Linked DNA regions of Mus musculus: region 1 is linked to region 2. A link is a contact called in ENCODE Hi-C or POLR2A ChIA-PET data. All regions are on one chromosome and are shown on one strand. Each heading gives the region's core, a stretch centred on a gene start or an enhancer-like site at or near the end of the contact. The rest is flanking DNA. Distances are from core to core; before and after follow the strand shown. Region 1 holds the start of Bcam (basal cell adhesion molecule). Region 2 holds the start of Tomm40 (translocase of outer mitochondrial membrane 40).

Region 1 (6,920 bases), core at 3,667-6,166, 55 kb before region 2:
ACACACACACACACACACACACACACAAAAGCAATAGCAATAATAATAATAACCCATACCTTTAATCACACCATTCAGAGAGGCAGGCGAATCTCTGCAAACTCAACCCAGCCTGGTCTATGGAGTGAGTTTCTGGCCAGCCAAGGTCACATAGTAGTATAGTAGTAAGACCATTTCAAAATAATGATGATGATAGGGCTGGCGAGATGGCTCAGTGGTTAAGAGCGCCAACTGCTCTTCCGAAGGTCCCGAGTTCAAATCCCAGCAACCACATGGTGGCTCACAACCACCGTAACGAAATCTGATGACCTCTTCTGGAGTGTCTGAAGACAGCTACAGTGTACTTACATATAATAAATAAATAAATCTTTTAAAAAAATGATGATGATAATGGTGATGATGATGATGAATTAATTAAGCCCGGCAATGGTGGCCCACTCCTTTAATCCCACCACTTCCCACCACTTGGGAGGCAGAGGCAGGTGGATTTCTGAGTTCGAGGCCAGCCTGGTCTAGAGAGTGAGTTCCAGGACAGCCAAAGCTATATAGAGAAACCCTGTCTTCAAAAAAACAAGTCAACAAACAAAAAATGGAAGAAGAAGAAGAAAGAAAAACAAATAAAGGTAGGAGAGAAAAGATGGTAAATAGCACAAGGGGATGTGGACCTGATTAGAAGTAGCTCTTTCAGGTGATTCCAATCTCTGTTGTCAGGATTCCCGCAGTCCAGCAGAGTAGTGTCAGGATAGCAAACAGGAATCTGCAGCAAGAAACCGCCAGGCCTCCACCAAATCGGCACAAGACAGCAGCATCAACCAGGGCCATTCGGGACAACAGGAGACGTTCTCTGTTGTGCCTCTCTCAATGAAGTGAAGGCAGCAAAGATGAAGACTTGAGACAAACGAAGCGTTCCAAGCCTAGCTATGTAAGTGCACCATCACTGACCGTGGAGTCCTAGTTGTATGCTTTCCAAACATCACACATCCTCCCCCGGGTCTTGCCTCAGCAGAGCACCACATGAAGGGGCCTCACCATGTGAACTTCCACTTAAAGTTTGCCTTGGTCATGGTGTCTCTTCACAGCAATACAACAGTGCCGATGACCATGGCTCAGCGGTTAAGACACTTGTTGCTCCTCCAAAGGACCAGAGTTCAATTCCCAGAACCTGCATGGAGGGGCTCACGGCATATGTACACATAAATAAATAATCAGTATGAAGTCTATGCACATAGTTACGAAGCAGTTTCTCTACCTTTTATTGAAGGGACAGTGAGATAGAGTAGTGTGTCACACAACACAGACCCCATGTGTGATGCTGGCTCATAAAATCATATGGCCTGATGATAATGTCCGAGCTGATTTTGCTTGTGGATCTACTTTCGTGATGCTCGTGAGGATCAATTGCCTAGCAACGCCCTTATCTGAACGGATGCCCATTGTTAAGTGACATGTGACTGCTGATCTATACAAGTGAGACAGCAGGACAGAGTCAGAATATGACTTAATTCAGTACACAAATATCTCCCAAGTCAGTCACTGTCCTAGCACTGGTGGGCCAGTGTGACCCTTGTGGAGTTCCTGTCCTCTTGGGGTACAGATTCTGTACCAGACAATACAAGGCAAACAGAATTTATCCCCTATGATAAAGGGGACAGGGTGGGGGAGCAGGATCTGGTGTCTGAAGCTCTCTAATGAGGCAAGCCTCAGGAGAGATTAGAATTGAAGGAGGAGGAAGCCAGTCAGTGGAAAGATGCCCTGGCAGAGTGGATAGGAAGTGCAAAGGTTCTGGGGTTGATGGACTAGCACAGCACGTCATCAGAGCGACCAGGGTGATAAAAATGTTGCTTAAGAGGGAGATGAGAAGGAAAGTGGGGTCAGGGAAGGCAGGGTCAGGGAAGGAAAGGACTTATATCTAGGACCTTTCAAACCACAGAGAGAACATTGGTTTTTATGTTCAGGGAGATGGAGCCGTGGGCGTATTCTGACCAGAACAGTGGCCTGGACTGACTCACATCTTCACAGGATTCTTCTGGCTGTTTTGTAAGGCCTAACTGTAGGGGACAAAGGGAGATGCCATTGTGATACTAGTTTCTACAAGTCCAGGGATGGTGTGTTTTGTCTGTGCACTTGCCACGGGGCCCTCCTCCTTCACCTCCTCCAGCGCCACGGCCTGCTGACTCTGTGTGTGTGTGTGTGTGTGTGTGTGTGTGTGTGTGTGGTGTATTTCAAGACAGGGTTTCTCTGTGCAGCCCTGGCTGTCCTTGAACTCACTCTGAAGACCAGGCTGGCCTAGAACTCAGAGTTCTGCCTGCCTCTGCCTCCTGGGTGCTGGGATTAAAGGCACCACTAAGCTCCAGCTAACTAAACTCCAGCTACCTGCTGACTTTATGAAGGCACAAAGGAAGTAGCTGATGCCAGTCTCCAGACCCAGTAATCAGATGCACAGGCCAGAGACAGAAGAGCAGGAGAGTCCCAGAGAACACTTGGGCACTGTGTAAGAAAGCCCTCTGGGGAGTGGAGATGGCACCCGGTGATGGCTACTCTGGTTTGGGTTGTTTTAAAAGTTTTGCTTTTATTTTGTTTTTAATACTTATTTATTTTTTAAAGGTCTATTTGTTTTATATGCACGAGTCTTTGCTTATACGTATGTGCATTCACCATGTGTTTGCCTGGTGCTCACAGAAGCCATCAATTTTGAGAAGGAATCAAATCCCCTGGAAATGGAGTTATAGGCTGTTATGAGTCACCCGATGGGACATGGGTACTGGGATCTGAACTTGGGTACTCTGCAAGAGCCTTAAGTGCTCTGAACAGCTGAGCCGTCTCTCCAGCCATTTTTGTTTTGTTTTGTTTTGTTTTTGTTTTTGAGAGAGGACCTCATGGAGCACAGGTTATTCTCTAACTCTTTCTATTTGGTTGAGTTTTTGGTTCATTTGTTTTGATTTTTTAGAGGTAGTACCTCACTGTGTAGACTTGGCTGTCCTGGAACTTGCTCTGTAGACCAGGCTGGTCTTAAGCACTGAGATCCACCTGCCTCTGCCTCCTGAGAGATAGGATTAAAGGAGCCCACGACCACACCCAGGTGTCCTAAAACTCAACAACAGCCAAAGATGATTGATTGAACTAATGATCCTCCTGCCTCCACCTCGCCAGAGCTGGGATAGCCAGTATGTACTGTGATGGCTGCTTAGAGAGAGGCTGGGTTCTGATCTCCCAAACTCCTCTTGAGTGTCAGGTGCCCCTTCATCTCCTCTTCATGAAGTCCTCCTTCAACCCTCTTCTGTCTGTTGAACACCTCCCTGCAAATCTCTGGACCCCCGTGTCAGTTTGCTCACCCTGGGATACATTTGTCTACTCTGGAGTGGACCACTGTACCTGGGTAGCTATGGGTGGCATTTTCGTGTGAGCCTCTGAGCCTTTGAGTATACATCTGGCAACCCTTTCTTGCCTGCTGTGGGGTGGGATTGAGATGTGGGACAGCCTGGACTTTTACGGTGGCTGGGAGTCACACAGAGGAGATAGATGTATCTCTGGGCGTGTAGAGCTGACAAGGGGGTCCAGAGATTTGCAGGGACTTATGTGACAGGAGAAGGTTGAAGAAAGACTTCCTGGAGAGGGGATGAAGGAGCCCCACGCAAAGGTCACTTTTCCTGGTTTCACAATTGCTTCCTGTGACAGGGAATGCTAAAACAGCTTTGAGAGCCCTGCCAAAACCTACAACATAAGCCTTTCCACTAGGACTGATGGGTAAAACCTTGGCTCACAGGGCAGCTCAACGCTGGTCACCCTCAGACTGGCCAGAGACTGGAGGGGGAGGACCCTCTCTCAGCATGACCCACAATTATACCACCCCCCATCCATAGCAGTATCCCAGGCTAGTTTCTACCCTCTGAACAGAGGCAGAACCCTCCTTCTCCAGCCCCCATCCAGCATTCTTGGGATTTTGTTCCACACTGCCTCGGCGTGTGAGGATCCTGGAGTAGACTGATCTGTGACCCCTTACTTTGACCTGTGACCCTCTCTTCCATCCCGCGGTCCTAGCAGCCTGCTCTTTCCCTCAGCCACTCACCTGCCGACGCGCCAGCCCACTTCTCCTCCCCTCCCCCCAAGGTGGGGAAGGAATGGCGGGCAGAGAAGGAAGGCGGAAGGGGGGTGACATTCCTTGGATTCCCTGGATGGGGGGAAGTGAAGGAGTCAAGGAGAGCAGAGCAGAGCAGAGGGAGGGGCACCCCATCCCCACCTCATCACCAAAGAGGCCGACCAGGACTGGGAATTGAAAACCCATTAGAGAAAAGATTGACCTGACCAGTTCCAGGCCACTGCTCAGTCAGAGGAGGGGCGCTTCCCAGCAAGGTGGCTGCCTCTAAGGGGAGGGCATCCTAGGGCACTCAGGGAAGAGCCGGTCATGCAGGAGAGACTACAAAGAGAGACCAGCACAGGCAACTAATCACATCAGGGACCGCTGGTCAAAACCGACAGTTCACAAACCAGGGCGATGGCTCACCCTTGTAATCCCAGTACTTGGGAAACTGAGGCAGAAGGCCAGCCTGAGCTACAGTGGGCCACCGACTCCAAAAAGAAAATAAACTAGGAAAAAGATTCACCTGCAGTCGAGGGCCACATGCCACCTTGGGCATGCGTGTCAAGACCCCGCAGGTGGCCAGGAAGGAAGGGAACGAGTATCTGCGCGCTTTCCCTTAGATTCCAGCTCGAGGCTTGACTGGAGGGTCGGTCCCCACGGCTGAGGAGGAGAGCCGCAGGCGTGGGTTGGATGGAGCAGCGCGCGGCGGTGCTAGCGGGTCCCCGCGCGCGCGAGGGTGGGAGGTCCTCTCAGGGCAGTGGGAGGTCTTGGCCCTGCGCCCAGCTTGGGGATGGGGTGGGCGTGGTCAGGGGCGTGGTCAGGGGCCTGGCCTCCGCTGCCAGCTTCAGGGCGGCGGAGAGCCTCGCCCGGGCTCAGTCACTGCCGCCACTGCAGGGAACATGGAACCCCCTGACGCCCGCGCAGGGCTGCTGTGGCTCACCTTCCTGCTGTCGGGCTACTCAGGTATGACTTGGGGCTGAGGGCAGAGCTGAAACTTGAGGTTGGGGCTTGTGGGGCAGGCCCCTGGAGTCCCCGAGAAGACAAGGGGAACAAGCTTCCATTTCCCCAGGGATCACAATCTAGGGATTCCCCAGTAGGGAGGAAGGCGGGAGGCCTTGGGGTGCACCCGATCTGAGAGCTAAGGATACCCTAGCTCTGGAGCAAACACATCTGAGACAGCTGTCCCTCCCCAGCTCTTTGGGAATCCTGGAGTCTAAGCCCTGCGACCCCTAATAACCTTGAGTACCTGGAATCTGGGATCTGTAGCCCCTAGTCCCTTAGACTGGAGTCCAGCCCCTCCCCTCCCCCATAGTCAAAATAGGTTCTGCTAAGATACTGAAGATTAGCATCCCGGAGCTGTTCTCTAAGTGATTAAGCTCAGAGTTTCCTCAGAGAAACGGGGGACCCTGCGGTTAAAGCACTTTCTAGAATGTTAGGGTTTCCCCAAAATTCAGAGTTTAGGCTGCCTCTAAAGGACCCGCCTCTCTCTGAAAGGGCCGGAAGAACCGAGCCTGACAGAGAAGGTGGAACAGTGTTTTCCGACTGACAGGGCCCCTTTCCTGAGGGCCCCGATAAATCCACACACCTGCATGTGGTGAAGTGGGGAGGAGAAACAGGGGCGGGGGGACACTGGGGACAGGGTGAAGAGAGATCAGGGAAGACAGGATATCTGGCTGCTTGGCTGCTCACAACCAGTCCAGAGCACCAGCTTGGCCCCCAACCAGCTCCCCTGGGACAGGCTGGGCCCAGAGGTGGGTGCCTGAGAACCAAGGCTCCTGGCACAAACGTGATATAGAGTGGGAACCCAGGAGTAGTCTGTGCCAGGTTAGGCGGGAAAGGAATGATGCCAGCCCAGAGGGTAGATTCTCAGCAAGAACCGTGCTACCTGCCAGACCCTGACAGGAATCCAAGACCCAAGTTCTCAGGTCCCTAGGACTCAGAGATCCGTGTTTCCCACATGCAGCCTGCTATACCTCGGGCAGCTAGTTGTCTAAACTTCCAGTCCTTTCTCCCTCAGGACCCAGCCTCACCTCTGCCCAGGTGACTCACCTCACCCTTTTCAAGCTTCTCTGGTAAAGAGATGGGGGGGGGGTGTTGTCAAGGGGCGGGTAGGGGGCTCTGGCGCCAAGCTGGGCAGGTCTCAGCCAGCCTGACCCTCCCACATTCCTGAAACCTGCCCAGCCCTGTCCCCCCTTGCCACTCCCACACACCCATCCAGCTTCTGGCCCAGCTGCAGCCCACACCCTGGCCCCCCACACATGAGAGAGCAGAGGGCCCCCGGGAGCTACTGGAGAAGATAGGATGGAGCCATGAGATAGGATGGGACTAAGATGGAGAAAGACCTGTTATTTAGCCCCAGGCTAAGTCTTGTCCTGTTTGCTGGAGGCCAAGAGGAGAGCCAGGCCTGGCCTTTCCTTGAGGGGACATTTGCTATAACTGGTGAAGAAGCCAGACTTTAGCTTCAAGTGCTGGAGAAGGCTTTACTTTAAGCCTTACAAGTCTGAGAGGCCGAGCCAGTGGCATGGGACTTTAATCAGGAAGGAGGCAGAAGCAGCTGTAGATCTCTGTGAGTTCAAGGCTAACCTGGTTCACATAGCTAGCAGGATTCCAGGCAGTAAAGGCTACACGGTAAAACCCTATTTCTAAAAAGAAGAGTTAGAGAAATACTGACAGGACCCAGGCTCAGAGATGACCAAGGAGAGAGAGAGGATCTGTGTCCGAGGGAGGAGGCGGGGGCCTGGAGGGCTCTCCTTGTTGATAGCATTGGGTGGAATTCGATGCTGCACTGCTCTGCAGGTGCCCAGGCTGAGCTGCACGTGTCCGTGCCCCCACGGGTGGAGGT
Region 2 (6,984 bases), core at 4,366-6,865:
TCTGTTACATGAGGCTCAAAAAAAACAGCAATGAAAAAATAAATAAATAAAAAGTTGTACAGTAGCCAGGGAGATTAGTCAGTTTGTAAGAACCCGACTTGCATCCCTAGAGTCCTTGGGGGCAGGGGGAGGGGGGATTCATCTCTGTATTTTCTGGTGTGTTTGCTTACATGTATGTCTGTATACTACATGCATATATGTCTGTATATTACATGCATGCATGGTACCCAGGGAGCTCATGAGTTGCCGTGTAGATTGTAGGAATTGAACTAGGGTGCTTTGAAAGAGCAACAAGTGTGCTTAAAGGCATCTCTCCTGCCCTTTATTAATCTTTGTGATAGGACTCCACTCTAAACCAGGCTGTCCTAGAATTCAGAGATCCGCCTGCCTCTGCCTCCCAAGTGCTGGGACTAAAGGTGTGCACCGCCCCCACCTGGCTTGTTGCTTACGTTTTGTAAAATTAGAATTATTATGTGTTTGTGCATGTGTGCACACAGGCCTTGGCATGGATGTGGAGGCCAGGGGACTCGTGAAGTCACAGGGTACCTCCTTTTCCTCTTTCTTTTTTTTTTTTTTTTTTGCGTGTATTCTGGGGATAAAGCCTACCCCCAAGTTTTCAAGACTTTTACCTGCTGAGCCAACTTGCTTGCCTGGTTTGTTGGTTGGTTGGTTGGTTTTTGTTGCTGTTTTTCTTTTTAAAAGATTTATGTTTCCTGGCAGTGGTGGTGCACACCTTTAATCCAAGCACTCGGGAGGCAGAGGCAGGTGGATTTCTGTGAGTCTGAGGCCAGCCTGGTCTACAGAGGAAGTCCCAGGACAGCCAAGGCTACACAGAGAAACCCTGTCTCAGGAAAATATATTATTGGTATTTGTGTTTGTTTCTCTTTGTGTGTGAGTGTGTGTGTGCGTCCCACATACAACTGTGTGTATGACTGTCTCTGTATGTGTGCCTTCTGAGAGCAGAAGATCTTGAATCTGGGAGTTTGAGTTATAGGCTATTGTAAACCCCCTAATGTGAGTGCTGGGAACTGAACCTGGGCCCTTCGGAAGGTCAGTCAGTGCTCTGAACCTCTGAGCCATCTCTCCAGCCCCCTTTTAAACATTTAGCCCAAGTTCCCTGTGCCTTGATTTGTTTTTGAAACAGGACCCCACCATGCAGCCCTGGATGGCCTAGAGCTCCTCACATAGCCGGGGCTGGCACTGAAGTCAGAAACCTTCCTTAGTATTAGGAATGCAGGTGTGGGCCACACACCTGGCTCACTTGCTTGAAAGAGGATTTTCTGAATTCTTTCTGGAGGGTTCTGGGACTGTGACTTGCTCAGTCTGACTCCCACATGGCACTGGGGCAGGGGCAGGGATGGTGCTGAAAACCCTGTAAAAACCAGCATCTCCTACCTACCATCAAGTGGCCAGGCTGGCAGGCAGGGCCAGTGTGACCAGTCCTTTGTTCCTCTGGTAGAGAGAACCAGAGGCACCTCCTGTAAGAGGAGGAACTGGGAAGGGGGCTAACCTCCCACTGATCTGCCTCCTACCCCTGACCCCTGCAGACTGGAAGGACCTCCCTCCTATAAACCACCCACCCCGAAGGCCAAGCTGGAGGAACCAGAGATGGTGAGCTGTCCCCTAGAACCCGAGCTCCCCTGCCTCCATACCCTGCCTTCCTCCCTGGGGTCAAGCTGGGAGGGGGCTGTTGGCCTGGGACGGGGCTGGCTGGGAGCAGCAGACATGAGGGTCCTGGTTTACTCTTGTGTCCTTCCACAGCCCTCTCAACTCTTCACCTTGGGGGCCTCAGAGCACAGCCCAGTGAAGACGCCATACTTTGATGCTGGTGTCTCTTGTGCTGATCAGGTGGGAGCTTCCGGGGAAACCAGGGTGGGCTTAGGGGGTGGCTTAAGGGTTGAAGGTCAAGGTTGGGTAGAGTGGAGTGACTTATGAGTTGGGTAGAGAGAGCACTCATATGAGTTGCTCAGGGCTGTGCCTACAGCGGAGACACCACCATGGAGCCATTCCCCAGGGGGCCCCCACATCAGAGACACATCAGAGACCATCTTCTTGGTGGTCAAGAGTCAGATAAGGAGACCGAAGCAGACTGAGAGATCTGATTAGCACTCAAGGTTAAATAAAATAAATATTGAGGTCAGAGCTGTGCACCATAACTCTACCTTGTGATCCCAGCACTTGAGAGAAGAGAATTACAGGAGATTCAACCAATCAGAGCTACAAGGCTAGCATGAGCTCAAGAGTGAGATTTTGTTTCAAAATAACCAAGAAAAGCAACAAGATCGTTGACTCAGCAGTTTAGAGCGTGCTGTGTCATGCGGACCAGAGTTGTGTCTGATTCACATACCAGGCACCCCCCAGTGCCTGTGACTCCAGCTTTAAGGGATCAGATACCCTCCTCTGGCTTCTGCACAAATATTAGTACACACACGCATACATTTCCAAATATCTAGAAAAACAAAACCAAAGCCAAGCCTGGTATGGGGTACACACCTGTAATCTCAGTATTTGGGAACTGAGGCAGGATTGCTATGTTTGGATCCAACCTATGCTACCTAATGAGACCTTGTGTAAAAGAAAACAAAAAAGTCAGTCAGATCGTAACAGTGCATGCTTCTCATCCCAACACAGAGATGGAGGCAGGAGGGTCAGGAGTTCAAGGTCATCCTTGGCTACAGAGAACACCTTGAGTTACATAAGACCTCTTCTCCAAACACACAAAAAGATTTATGTTAGGCTGGGGTTATAAGGCAGTTGGTTCCGGTTGCTTGCCCAACATGCACAAAGCCCTGGATTCAGTGCTCAGCATTTTGTAACTACAGCAGCCCAGACCTGATTCTAACACTCAGGTGGTTGAGGCAGAAAACTCGGAGACTGAGACGGGCAGATCTGGCCCACCAGAACAGCCAGAGCTACATAAAAAGAAAAGAAAAGAAAAGAGAGAGGAGAGAGACAGAGAGAGAGAGAGAGAGAGAGAGAGAGAGAGAGAGAGAGAGAGAGACAGACAGACAGAGAACCCAGAGGTCAAATTTTCTTGGGTAAGGATTGGGTTTCAGAGATCAAAGAGGAAGACTGAGACAGGGTAAGGAGGTCCGTGCTGGGCTTGGGTTAGAAGTGACTGTACAGAGAAGTTTGGTCGAGGGAGAAAGGATGGCAGTGGTGTAGTTGGATCTGATTGGCAGGGGGCAGATCTAGGATGCCATCCTGAGACTGAGGTGACTTTGACATCTTGCTTTTGCTCCCTCCCCACTTCTAGGAGATGCCTCGGTATCACGAGCTGCCCACTCTGGAAGAGCGGTCAGGGCCCCTGCTGTTGGGGGCTACAGGCCTGGGACCTTCTCTTCTGGTGCCTCCAGGACCCAATGTTGTGGAGGGGGTTTCCCTGAGTCTCGAAGATGAGGAGGAAGATGATGAGGAGGAAGACTTCCTGGATAAAATCAACCCTATTTATGATGCCCTGTCCTACCCCAGCCCCTCTGACTCCTACCAGAGCAAAGACTTTTTTGTGTCACGGGCCATGTATGTGTGAGGGAGGCACAGGGGCTCTGACGTCTCACCTTTCACCCTTGACCCATGAGCTTTCCACCAGTAATCTAGGACACTCTGACTTCCAGGCAGACCAGGGACAACTATCACCCATTGCAATCCACCTGTGACTTCTTAGTGACTCCACCATGACGTCCAATCTATGATGTCTGAGGCAGGCAAACCTGCACAACTGGAAACCTGGAGATTTTTATCTCCCTTGGCAGGGAGCTCACCATATCCTTCTGCACCACCTGTGACCCCCCCCCCCCCCCCAAGGACTCCTAAGACTACGACCCTTTGACCATGCCACTCAGTATCTCAAGAACCCTTAAAGTCCCAAAGGAATCGGACCTTGCACTTGTCCTCAGGCAATAGAGTCCAACAGATATGCAAGAACGGGATCAGGGGCTCCCTGTTGCTCAGACCTGAGCCCTCCAGGCAGCAGAAGCTCACCTGATCCCTCCCCACCCTGCTCCCCAAAGGTGAAAAGGAGAGGATTCCCCAATGTAAGGTAGGACCTCCCCATCTCCACCTACTCCTGCAGGCAGGAATCTCAGGTTTCTCACACCCTCTCCTCAGCACCCAGGTTCCTGTCTCCAGAGCATGAATTCCAGGTCCAATGCTAGAGGGGAGAACCTAATGCAAGTGTGCCTTGCCACCCCAAGTTTGGGAGACTCTGCTCTTATCCTGAGGACTACTGAATTCTTTTAACCCCTACCCAGTGAGATGAGAACTACATATCCCTCTTTAGGGGATGGTGTGTGTATGTGTGTGTGATGGAGAATCTGGGCATCTGGGTTGGGAATTTTATTTTGTAAGCATTTCCTACATAATATGAGTTTCTACTTTGATAAAGTCTTGTGTTTTCTGTGAGATGTGAAGTGAGTGGGGTACAATGAGGCCTGAAGCTTGAAAGGCATCCGTGATCTGTAAGTCAACAGAGAATGGACTCCCCTCCCTCCCCAAAAAGTCAAAAAAAAATGCCCCAGAAATTAATGAGTCATAAGCAAAACCGCATCAACCAAAAGAAAAAACGGTAGGCATGCAAGAAGTGTCTAAGATCATGAGGCAAATACTATTTTCAATGAAGCCCCCAAGGCGTGATGGGTAATGGAGCTAAACGAATGAGCCAGAAGCAAAGTAAGAAACGAGGGCTGTAGGCGTAGTGGGTAGTCGCCAGAAGGTAAAAGATTCCAAGATAGTTCATTAGAGAAAGGCCGGAAGGATGGGAAACGTGAACAGGCAGACACGAGCTAAACCGAGCCAAGGGATTGAAGCTCAATGAATGGGGGAATGAATGCTGGGTAATGGGAAAGGAATGAATGGGCCAAAGATAGAAGCTACAGTGACGCAAGGAGCAGACGGCATGATGGGTAAAAAAATAAAAGGGGGTGGGGGGGTCAAGGCAGCTGCGGCGTTAAGGGAGAAAGCGGCATTGTGGGTAGGCAGAGGCCGGCAGGTTATCCCAGAACTGGTTTGAAACCTTCCCGAGGCACTGTGGGAAGGGGCAGCACTTCCGGCTTTACCGTCGGGGACCCTGCCTCTCCACCGCGGTGCCTGTCGGGACGCGAGACCTGACCTTGCTGCCTAGCAGCGTCTGCAGCGCAACGCACCTCTACTGATGTCCCCTGACCCTGGCGCATTGGCCAATGAGAGACCTAGCACGCACGTCACCATGGCCGGCCCATTAGACATACTGTAGCCAATTAGAATGTGAGTTGAGCCAAGGTCCACCAATAGTCAAGGCATTTTCTGGGGCGGGTCTCCGCGCCTCCAAAAGGAGGGCGGGGCAATGAGCAGGTAGGCGTGTCAATGCGTGTGCTATCGACAAATAGCGAACTAGCTCCAGCCCCGCGGCGTCGCGAACCAATGAACTTGGGATACACGAGCCAATAGGAAGGTAGAGGAAGCTGCACTGACTGATTTCGACTAGGAACCAATAGGAGTAGGGCTTCAACAGAAGGGTGGAACTTCCTGCTAATTCTCCAATAGAATGTCTTTCTTCTAGGGCGGTGGGCGGATCTCGGAGGACACCGAACCAATAGAATCCATGGGGCGGGAAAACAGCGGTGGCGGCGGCGGCAGCGGGTTCGGTTGCGCTTAGCGCACGGGGTAGGAGCGGAGCCCAGGCCGGGAAGAGGAGCCGCCGCGGCCGCCAGTGAGAGCCGAGTCCGCTTTGGGTGGGAAGGGCCTGGGGTTGCATCCGGGGGTGTGCGTGTCGCCCCGATCCCTGCCCTCTGACCTTTCCCCTCGCAGATACCATGGGGAACGTGTTGGCTGCCAGCTCTCCGCCCGCAGGGCCACCGCCGCCTCCTACGCCGTCCCTCGTGGGGCTCCCGCCGCCGCCTCCTTCGCCGCCAGGCTTCACTCTGCCGCCGCTCGGCGGCGGCCTGGGCACTGGGTCAAGCACTGGCCGTGGTTCGGAACGGACTCCCGGGGCTGCGGCCAGCGGCGCTGCGGCGGCCTCGGAAGATGGGAGCTGCGGATGCCTGCCCAACCCGGGGACGTTCGAGGAGTGCCACCGGAAGTGCAAGGGTGAGGGGCGCCAGGCCCGAGTAGCCCCAGGGAAAGGGAAGGGACCCCCCGGAGGATTGGCGCACATCGTTGCAATCATTAAACAGAACGTTGGAAGCTGATGATGGATTGGAAGGGTGGGACCTTGAACTTGGGGCTCGAAACTGCGATCAGATGATGAACTCGTTGGGGAAGAATGCCACAGCAGGAGGGAGAAGTCTTAGGGTACTGAGAGCCAGGGGACCAACCCCACCAAGATTCAGGAGTGTGATCAGGAAGGGAATTATAGTCCAAGGTCACGGTGTCAAGAGGTTTTCCCCAATGTTCCTGTGAGGGGTTCGACCCAAGGATCCTAGCCTAGGATCTTTTGACAATTTGATCATAAGAGGGAGGACATTCTTACTCTCGATAGTTAAGTGTGTTAACTTACTAAATACTGAGGACAGTTCTGTGTGGTGAGAACTGTAAGCATGAGAAGTTAGGCAGGAGAGTGAATTTCCTAAGTTGAGGTGACTGCACTGGGTTTAAAATGTGCAAAGGGCCAAGGTTCCTCTAGTGGTGGAATTAGTGAGATAAGAGTTTGTGAAGAGAGCTTGGGATGGGAGAAGAATCTGGGGTATGACAGCATCTCTCTTCTGCAGAGCTGTTTCCAGTTCAGATGGAAGGTGTCAAACTTACAGTCAACAAAGGGTTGAGCAACCGTTTCCAGGTGAGCCTTTCTGGTGCCTTGACCCTCCAGAGGTCACAACAGCGATACTCCTCCATGCATACAGATCCCCTCACTCTTAAAGGCTTGGGGTTTTTGGTAGGTAGCAAGATTCAGATAGCACTCCAATGGCACCACTGGCCAGGGCAGAGGTGGGAAGATCGTACTCCCAAGACCAGACCAGCATGCATCAAAAGACCCTATATCAAAACATAAAAGACAAACTAACAGGAAGA

The links. A loop is a pair of places that touch in the nucleus more often than their neighbours do. ChIA-PET counts read pairs that join two places held with the same protein, here RNA polymerase II (POLR2A).
Region 1: POLR2A ChIA-PET joins it to region 2 with 12 read pairs in embryonic stem cell. The contact joins the promoter of Bcam here to the promoter of Tomm40 in region 2. A Hi-C loop is called at or near these places in 1 of 37 maps with a recorded cell type or tissue (T-helper 17 cell). POLR2A ChIA-PET finds 5 or more read pairs at or near these places in 4 of 5 experiments (Patski and embryonic stem cell).

Annotation. Positions count from the first base shown.
Region 1 is chr7:19,768,528-19,775,447 of GRCm38, reverse strand. Bcam (basal cell adhesion molecule) reads left to right here and starts at 4,916. Exons shown (of 15, transcript NM_020486.2): 1 at 4,916-5,041; 2 at 6,875-6,920. The coding sequence starts at 4,978. It overlaps LOC115486450 (a long non-coding RNA gene), which reads right to left and starts at 2,202. Exons shown (of 4, transcript XR_003946611.1): 1 at 1,030-2,202; 2 at 666-918.
Region 2 is chr7:19,714,060-19,721,043 of GRCm38, reverse strand. Tomm40 (translocase of outer mitochondrial membrane 40) reads left to right here and starts at 5,615. Exons shown (of 10, transcript NM_016871.2): 1 at 5,615-5,686; 2 at 5,785-6,063; 3 at 6,684-6,751. The coding sequence starts at 5,790. It overlaps Nectin2 (nectin cell adhesion molecule 2), which reads left to right. Exons shown (of 9, transcript NM_008990.3): 7 at 1,548-1,611; 8 at 1,762-1,848; 9 at 3,257-4,400. The coding sequence ends at 3,529. Gm38955 (a long non-coding RNA gene) reads right to left here and starts at 5,580. Exons shown (of 2, transcript XR_881874.2): 1 at 5,055-5,580; 2 at 892-1,452.